Regions from separate parts of the Mus musculus genome. Here region 2 is linked to region 1. The links are chromatin loops, found by intact Hi-C in ENCODE. Cell type or tissue: gastrocnemius. All regions are shown on one strand. Links, peaks and the distances in the headings refer to the core of each region. The heading gives the core; the rest is flanking DNA.

Region 1 (4,521 bases), core at 1,358-3,857:
AAGAAGCAAGAGTTAAGAAAGTTTCCTGGCACCCCTGGAGCTGAGCTAATTCAAGAACAGAAAGAGAGAGTTTAGAGTAGAGGCTGAAAACAAGATCTGGCCTGCAGACGTGTTTTGCTTGGCTTGCTGGGCACTGGGAGAGTTGTATGGCCAGTATTTTTAAATTGGAGATTCAATTTGTAAGGCCAGTTTTCTCCCTTCCCTTTGAAGCATCACAAGATCTGATCACATGAGTCTATTTTTCTGCATGGGAACAATTAGCAGCAATTGAGTCTACTTTAGGAGACACCCAAGACCCCCCAGCACCTCATATTCCTCATCAGATCTACCCCATCCATTTCTAAGAGCTCCTAATAATGGTATATATAAACTTGAAAACTCATGAAATCTCATGAAAGCTTTTCATTATTGCATAGACTTCTGCTAGCTAATCTCAATTGTCAACTTGATGAGGTCTGGAATCACCTCTGGGCCTGGAGTCAAGTATTATGCAAATGAGGTTAACTGAACTAGGAAAAGCCCACTGTGTCTGGGACCATTCCTTTGGTTGGGCATCTAGACTATAACATTCGGGAAGATGATGGGCACTTGCATTCACAGCCCTCTGCTTCTTGATTGTGGATATGACGTGACCAACTGCTACAAGCTCCTCACATGACTTCCCTGTCATGATTGACTGTACCCTGGACTTGTGAGTGGAAATCCACCTGTTTTCCCTTGAGTCACTTTTTTTTCAGGGTACTTTACTGAAACAGGGAAAGACATGAAGTCACCTCCTAATCCACGAAGACTCCTTTTCATATACAGAGATTGAAAAGGACAGGCTGGAAATGGAATACTTGCTTTATCATATTTGTAATAACTACGACATTGGGATGAGTATGCCGTATGACACCTGTATTTGAGATTGCTTGTTTAACCATGGAAACATCTAGAATGGTAGAAAGGACAGGGTGGAGAAAACACAGCCCACTTTTCTATCAGACATGGCAGGCTCATATGTCTAAAGACCTAAAGCACATCTTAATATTCATTCCCTTAATGTTAGGTTGAAGAAATAAATGACAAATCGTAAGCAGTTATAATACTGATAATTAATGCAGATCAGATTGGTTACCCTTGACTCATATAAAGGTAATGGTAAATGTGATTTTTAATATTCTTTACGAAAAAGAAGAATCTGAAAGACAAGAGCACCTGGAGCCCAGGAGAATCACCAGGAGATGTTGGACAACTACTAAGACAAATGCCATGGCTTGAATGTGGGGGGGTCAAAAGACAACTTATGGGAGTTGATTCTCTCTTTGAAACATTTATATCCTGGGAATCAAATTCAGTTCATCAAGCTTAGTGGCAAGCATCTTTACCTGCTAAGCCACCTCACCAGCCCTATTCTGATTTTTGAAAGAGGTTCATGTAGCCTAGAATGGTCTGGAACTTACTATGTTGATGAAGCTGGTCATGAACTTCTGCTCACTATGTTGATGAAGCTGGTCATGAACTTCTGCTCGTCTTGTCTCTACCTTCCAAGGACTGGGCTCACAGTCACACACCACCATTGCCTGGCTAAAGCCAATCACTGCTCTTAGAAGGGTGATTTCAAGACAGGGTTTTGCTTCATTTACTGAAAATAAAAATCATGAGACCAATGTGCAGATCATAGTAAGAGTCCCCTCAGGAATTTTTGGAGGATTTCTCTCTCAATTGGAAATATCCCCGAGAGCCAAACATTCCATTGTAAGGGGATGTCTTTCAGCTTATCAGCCTCCAGCATTTAGCGCCAGTGGAATGGCAATTAGAATATATTGCCTTATGAAATCTCTTTATTAGTCTGTTTGGTCCCTTTGAAGTTTGGACTACCTCTTACAAAATATATACAATTTAAACATCATGATGAGAAAAATCTGGACTTAGCCATGCTATTCAGTATTTTCCACTATCAAACATGGTTGACATTCAATAGGTTAATTGATTGATATGTTTAAATTCATATGTGTATAGAGTCTATCCTGTCTGGTACTGTGATGAGGTTGGGGCCAATGCCCCTATTGCTATATCCTACTCTATTGGAATTATACACTACTACCCTTAATATGTATACAAGCACATGTTCACATACACACACACACACACACACACACACACACACATACATGTACACATATACACAAAGCCTCCAACCTCCCAAATTTTTTGAAAAATGACATATGCATCAAAAAATCCCAAGGGCATTCTTACTGCAAAGGATTCTATTTTTATATCACAGATGACTCATCATTGGTCAGGGTCTTTCCAAAGTGACAATCTTTCAAGTTGTCAGGACAGAGGACAAGGGGTAAGAGACAAGAGAGAGGTCGCATGTCCTGCAGCTCATAAATCCCAAGAGGAAGCTGTAACATCTGCTGCCACCTAGTGCCACCCTGGCTAGCTATGTTGTCATGAGCACTGCCCTTCTGTTTGGTTTGCAGCATTCTGAGCCAGTTTGCCTCCAACTGGATCCCACGCTGGCTTTCAGCAATTATTGAATGCATTTTTGCTGTGATTTGGGGACAGTAATAGGGTAAGATGTGACTGGGGAGAAAACCCAGAAGCCTGTGCCATAAACTCAAAGTGAACCACAGAACACCTGGGGATCTAACAGGGAATGCATTCTTTCACTTGCTCTCAAACAAAACAATCACTTAAAGGGTTGTCAAAGTGCTAAGAGAGTGCTGGGTCATCCAAAACATTCCTTCTAAATCCTGGAAAATGGTGAGGCGGTCAGAAAGTGCCCACTCTAATTCTGAAGGGTCGGGGAATGTGGATTTATAGGCATAGTTAGAAGATAGTATTTTCACAGGGAAAGCAAATGAGCCATTGGGCTCAGTGTTCTCAAAAGTAATGCCTAACAAATGCCAAGAAGTGAAGCCAATGACCCAGCCTTGTCAACTTTCCACAATACAGCTGCATGCTGACGTCTCCAACTCTGAAGTGAGGGTGGGGGGTGGGCAGGGGAAAGAAGAAAAGAAAGAAAGACATATGGACAGATTGGAGTAGACAGGGGAGAAAGGAAAGAAGGAAGGGAGGGAGGAAGGGAGGGAGGAAGGGAGGAAGGGGGGGAGGGAGGGAGGGAGGGAGGGAGGGAGGGAGGGAGGGAGGGAGGGAGGAAGTTAGTTCAACAGAGGAAGGGAGGAAAGAAAGAGGGAGGGAGGGAAGGAAAGGAGAGGGAGATAGAATGGAGGAAGGGAGAGAAGAAAGAAAAGGAGACAGAGCAAGACAGAGAGAGAGGATCAAAGAGTTTAAGGCCTCTTGCCAGTGAAGACAAAGCTAACTGGCCCCAAAGTCCTTCTGTCTGAGTTTAATCTTTTCCACCGCTCCACCTGGGATTATATCTACTTTCTCCTGGCATGAAAGTCTATAGTTCAATGAAGACCTAAGAGTCTTGAATTGGCACCAAAAGTCAATGTGCTTTTTTTTTTTTTTTTTTTTTAGTAGACAGTAAATCACAAGACATCTTTGCTCATGGCTTAAATTTGGTAAAAACGACACAAAAGATCAAGAGGAAGGGCTTTATCTCAAAGGGCTTTATTTTTTGACTATAGTACTTTCCTTTGGTGACTTTTAGCAGGTGACTTTTAACCTCTAGTCATGTCTAAAAGGTAGAAGAAGAAACTCTGAGAGACAAATGAATTCAACCTAATGTCATACAACCAAAGAACAGACCTTGTCCTTTACATCTACCTATGGAGAAGTAAAAGACATAGAAAGAAGTCATCTCTGCCCCTTATACCTTCGCCACCTATATTTTCTGCCAGGTTTACCTGCAATTAAGGGAGAATATGCTCAGGCACAGAGATTAGTGGTACCAAGGGATTTTTAAGATGTGACAACATATTTCCTTGTATTCAAGGAAATTGGTTCAAGGGGTCCCTATGAATACCCAAATCCACGTACCTTCAAGTTGCTTATCTGAAACGACACATTTGCATATAACTTAGATATATCCTTCCTTATACGTTACATTCTCTAGATTATAAATAATATTTAATACAATGTCAATGTTGTACTAGTAGCAACTGTTGTGCAGAGAGTAATGAAAACAAAATATATCTATGTATGAGCTGTAAAACTGGGATCTTCTTAGACAATATTTTCAATCCACAGTTGGTTGACTCCTCAGATATAGAAGAGAACTCTATTCCCAAGTTGTCTTTGCTATCAAACCTGAAAGGTCTATCTCATTCACTCCTCTCACTCCCAGTAGAGTCCCCTATAGTTTCTAATAAGCTGCCTGAGGAACATTCACACTCTTTAACACTTGAAGATGCCATCTTATCATGGTACCTATGGGACCACTTGCACAGTGAGGGATGAGTGAGGACAGAGACTGTCTTAGTGCTATGGAAGGTTGAGGAGGAACACTTGAGAAAAAATAAAGTCAATCTAGTGTTATATAACCAAAGAAGAGACCCTGTGGCCTAAATCCATCCACATGGAAGCAGACAGGTAAAGAATGTGCCTCCTTTATCCCTCTGTATCATT
Region 2 (4,521 bases), core at 771-3,270, 57 kb before region 1:
AATACTATTCTGGGTGCCCCATTGTCATGACCTAATCACCATCTAGATGCTACTCCTTCTAACGATGCAGGTTTAGGGTGAAGCTTCTACATGTGAATTTGGCGAACACTAATATTTAGATCAAAAGAGCACACATCTCTAATGCCATTGCAAATCAGACCAACAGTAATGACATTAACTATTTTTTTTTATTAAGAATCTGGAAATGTATTTAAAATGGACCTTCTTACTCTACAAGGCCAACTGCAAAGAGAAGGATCTCTGAAAAGCCAGCTTAGTCATAGAACTAGAATTAATTTAGGCTTTAAATAGTGACTGAGTTTTCTATTTTTCTTCCTCATTTTTTCTCAACTGGGACCATGTGGAACACTCTGTTAGAAGGTCCCTCTGGCTTTGTCAGGTCACTGGAACAAGGGAAGGCTGCATCTCACAGTCAGTTTGGTTGGATGGTACTCCTTTTGTGTGTAACTATAACAGTTGGGTGCGATTAGCATTTGAGCAGCAGCATAGAATTACAGGAGGAACCTGGACTTTGGAGGTGGGTTGCCTGAGTTTAGAGGCTGGCTTTGCCACTTAACTTTGTGATTCTCAGCAATTAGTAACTTAACATCTACAAGTCTTGGTTTCCTCAAATGGACCTGAAATGACATGCATCTCAGACTTGCTTGGTAGACCACTTACTCCTATTAATTATAGGCACAATAACAAACATACATACGCATATGCACAATATGAACACATCCAGCCTTATTTTGGTCATAGAAGCAACTTTTCTTTTAGATTGTACATTCCTCTTTCTTCCTCTTTCTTTTTCTTTCTTCCCTAAAGACTGGCGTACTTATACCAAGAAGAGAAGCCATACTTGTTCCTTTTCCCTGTTTATTATTCCTGTTGGTTGTTTTATTTTGTCTTTTGGTTTTGTTTGAACTTTTGTTTGTTTGCTTTTGTCTTGTTTTATTTTTTGAGTCAGAGTCTCACTATGTAGCTCTGGCTGCCCTGGAACTCACTATATAGACCAGGATGGCCCCAAACTCACAGAGGTCTGCCTGCCACTGTCTCCCAAGTGCTGGGAATAAAGGCATGTGCCATTATACTAGGTCTCCTACTGCTGGGATTGCAGATGTGAGCCTCATGGACCGACTCCCCCATTTTATTTTTAAATAAAGCTACAAGCTAAAGGGAGGGGGTTAGAAAGCTTGGGCTTAGAAACTGAAGAAACTAAAACTAGAATTTAGGCCACCTTGGTAGGTGGTGCAGGTGATCTTGAGGGCTCTGGGGACTGCCCTTCCAGTGCTGGGACCTCTTGATGGAGATAAAGGAGGGGTCTTATGGTCATAGATGGCAGATCGAAAAGTGAGTTCAAGGTTAGCCTACCTCTACTAATGAAGGGCTCTCAGGAACTTGAAGCTAGAGTATTCTCTAACCCACTACTTACTCTCAATACGGAAATTCCAGAGCCATCCTGTAGAGGGAACCAGAGAGCTTTCTTTTTTCTTTGCTGCACCTAAAGGGCCATTTTACCCCAGAGCAGGGAGCCTGACAAGCAGAGGCTCTGAGTCAGACCCAATGTTTCATATATGTAAAATATTAATGTGTATATTGTATACATACTATATGCATGTTATATGTAAGATATTATAATATATAATAAAATATGTAATATTTACACTTAGGATGTCAAGGCTTTAAATGTACTTGACTAAATTTGAGCATTGTGGGGTGGTGATTCCTTCTCAACAGCCATTTTTAGCTAATGCCTTCTCAACCATCTATTCATGGAAGGTTTTTTTGTCCTTGCTGTTTTGTCTTATTTTTGTGTTTGTTTGTTTGTTTGGTTGGTTGGTTTTTCAAGACAGGGTTTATTTATATGGCTCTGGCCATCTTGGAACTCACTCTGTAGACCAGGCTGGCTCAGATGTCTGAGAGATCTGCTTGCCTCTGCCTCCTGAGTTCTGGGACTAAAGACTTGTGCCTCTAACATCTGGATAGAAAGGTTTTTGAGTTTTTTGGGAAATTATTGTTTTTTATATTTTAATATTACTTTTAATTGTGTGTGTGTGTGTCTGTCTGTCTGTGTGTCTGTCTGTCTGTGTGTCTGTGTGCTTGGACACTTGCCTTCCCAACCATGTGCAAACACCAGAGGACAACTTGTGTAAGTCATTTTGCTCTCTCCACCAATGAGTCCTGGCTTGCTGACAAGCATCTCCACCCACTGAGCCCTCTTGGTGATCCCAGGAGAACTATCTAATTCTTTAAAAGATAGACTTACTGCTAAGTTTCAAACCTGTGCAAATGGCCGAGATGCTTATCAACATGTCAAAGCAGACCCTTGCCTCCGGGTTCTCCCAGCATCCCTCAGTCCTAACCTGTTACAGGGAATGGCTGGGGTATCCCACCCAAGACCCTGGACTCTTCCCTATATAATCCAGGCATTTTGGTTTGGTTACCTGTCACTTTTGTACCTTTGGCCTCCTGGCTGCTGTATCAAGTTCCCCCTTTCCTGTCTCCCTTCCTCTCCTCTCCCCACACAGAACAGAGTCATGTCTACTCTGGGCTCTCCCAGACGTGTCTGTCTCTGACTATGCTCTCCCACATAGCTATAATAAACTTTCTCCTCTGCCATGCTAGGAGCAATCATGCCCTTTCCTTTCCTTTCCTTTTTATTTCATTTTTTCATTCAATTTCTTAAAAATCAATTCAAACTTTTGTTAAGCTCCTTTGTATGTAGAAGTGTCCTCCATGGAGAGGTGGAAAGCCATGGTGCTAACACATCATGAATACACACTAGCATTGTGAGCAGATAGAACTTTCTAGAATGATGAAATGCTTTATGTATACAATTTAGAACATAGGAACCACCATTTAAAGGGACTATTAAGTTATTGACATGTAGGTAACACTGATGAAGAACTGAGTCTTAATTTTATCTAATTTCAAATCTACAATGACACCTGTCCTACCTGCATTTTTTATGATTTTTAAAAATTTTTAACTTTTGTTACCTTAACAAGATCTAGAATCATTTGGGAAGAGAAACTCTCAGCGGAGAAAAAACATGGAAACATGGCTCCATAAGATTGACCTATAGGCAAGCATGTCAGGTTTTACACACACACACATATGGGAGGCCCATCCTTGGGTTGTATGAGAAAGCAGGCTGAACAAGCAAGGAGGAATACGCTGGCAGGCAGCACTCCTCCACGCTTGGCCTCTGCTTTAGTTTTTACCTGGACTCAACCTTGCTGAATCTGGTGGGAAAAGAAGCTATGAGTCAAGGACTAGGAGGGTTATAGACATGGAAGCAGCAAGGCATGGCTCTTTGCCTAGAGTGTTACAGAGCCTCAGGAAAAGAGCCAGATCCTCCCTCCCTCCCTCCCTCTCCCTCTTTCTTTCCTTCTCTCCCTCCCTCCCTTGCTCTCTTTTCCTCCCTCTTCCTCCTTCTCCACCCCAGTGTGTGTGTGTGTGTGTGTATGTGTGTGTGTGTGTAAATGTGTGAGTATGTATGCATTTGTGTATAACCATGTGTGGACGGCAGAGAACAACCTCTGGTATCATTCTGCAGTTGCTATTGCCATGTTTTTTAATATAGAGTCTTTCGTTGGCTTAAAACCAGCCAAACTGGCAAGCCTGGCTGCCCACTGAGGCCCAGGGATCTACCTTGCCTCCCCATTGCTGGAATTATAACCACACTCTACCATACCCAGACTTATATGTGGGTGATAGGGACTGAAGTCAGGTCTCCATGCTTATGAGGAAAGCATTTTCACTAAGGGAGCAATCTTCCCAGCTCTTGAAGATACTTTTATTTTACCCTAGCCAGACCCAAGTTGGACTTCCAGGCTAAAAAATTATGAGATGAGGCACAGAGGCTGTGTTGAGGCACAACATTGTGGTGATAGGTTTCTATGTCAGTAGAAAACAACTACAAGCATCTATTATGGTGGTGAGGCTGACATGAGCCTAAGAAAAAGACTTTCTATCTTCCATTGGTTCAGACTATTCTGTGAAGTGCAGTCCTCTCCCCTCAGGGAGTGAGCTTCCTTTTCCATGGCAAGCTCTGCCCTCCACTACCAACCTCATCTGGGGCTCAGTGTTCCACAGAATTTTCTGTATCCCTGATACATAACACACACACACACACACACACACACACACACACACACACACACACACATACATATACACACACAAGCATATGCTACTCTCACTCCTCTGACCACTACCCCTCACCCCCATGCTTTCTGCTGTGCTTGGCAATTCTGAACTTAATTATATAGTAGGCAATGTTACCTACTGCCATTTCATGTCTGTTTATCTTGTTTCCAAAATAAGATTGAACCTTAGTCTCAAACAGGAACTATGTTGTGTCCTATTTTAACCTGTTGTTCTTGTTTTCTAGAATGTACACACACACACACACACACACACACACACACACACACACACACACACAAAGGATACAAAGTCATATTTTTAAGTAGATAGCCTCAATTTCGTTGTTGTTTTCCTCTATGACTGGCC

Evidence for each region. A loop is a pair of places that touch in the nucleus more often than their neighbours do. Peaks named below come from ENCODE experiments on the same cell type or tissue, not always from the same donor. Only the 100,000 strongest peaks of a DNase experiment are listed, where the experiment ranks them.
Region 2: a loop joins it to region 1, with 2.7 times the contacts of the local background. A loop is called at or near these places in 13 of 42 quality-filtered maps.

The regions. Positions count from the first base shown.
Region 1 is chr14:23,638,446-23,642,966 of GRCm38, forward strand. All of the region lies in intron 3 of Kcnma1 (potassium large conductance calcium-activated channel, subfamily M, alpha member 1), which reads right to left. Gm51422 (a long non-coding RNA gene) reads right to left here. Exons shown (of 2, transcript XR_003951126.1): 2 at 1-4,521. Among named protein-coding and RNA genes, the nearest start is that of Gm51422, 9.4 kb to the right of the region's middle. In gastrocnemius, for the core only: a CTCF peak has its summit at 2,401 (motif pointing left); no DNase peak of the experiment used is centred there; H3K27ac peaks cover 408 bases.
Region 2 is chr14:23,581,946-23,586,466 of GRCm38, forward strand. All of the region lies in intron 5 of Kcnma1 (potassium large conductance calcium-activated channel, subfamily M, alpha member 1), which reads right to left. Among named protein-coding and RNA genes, the nearest start is that of Gm51422, 66 kb to the right of the region's middle. In gastrocnemius, for the core only: a CTCF peak has its summit at 1,458 (motif pointing right); DNase peaks (open chromatin) are centred at 1,465 and 2,171.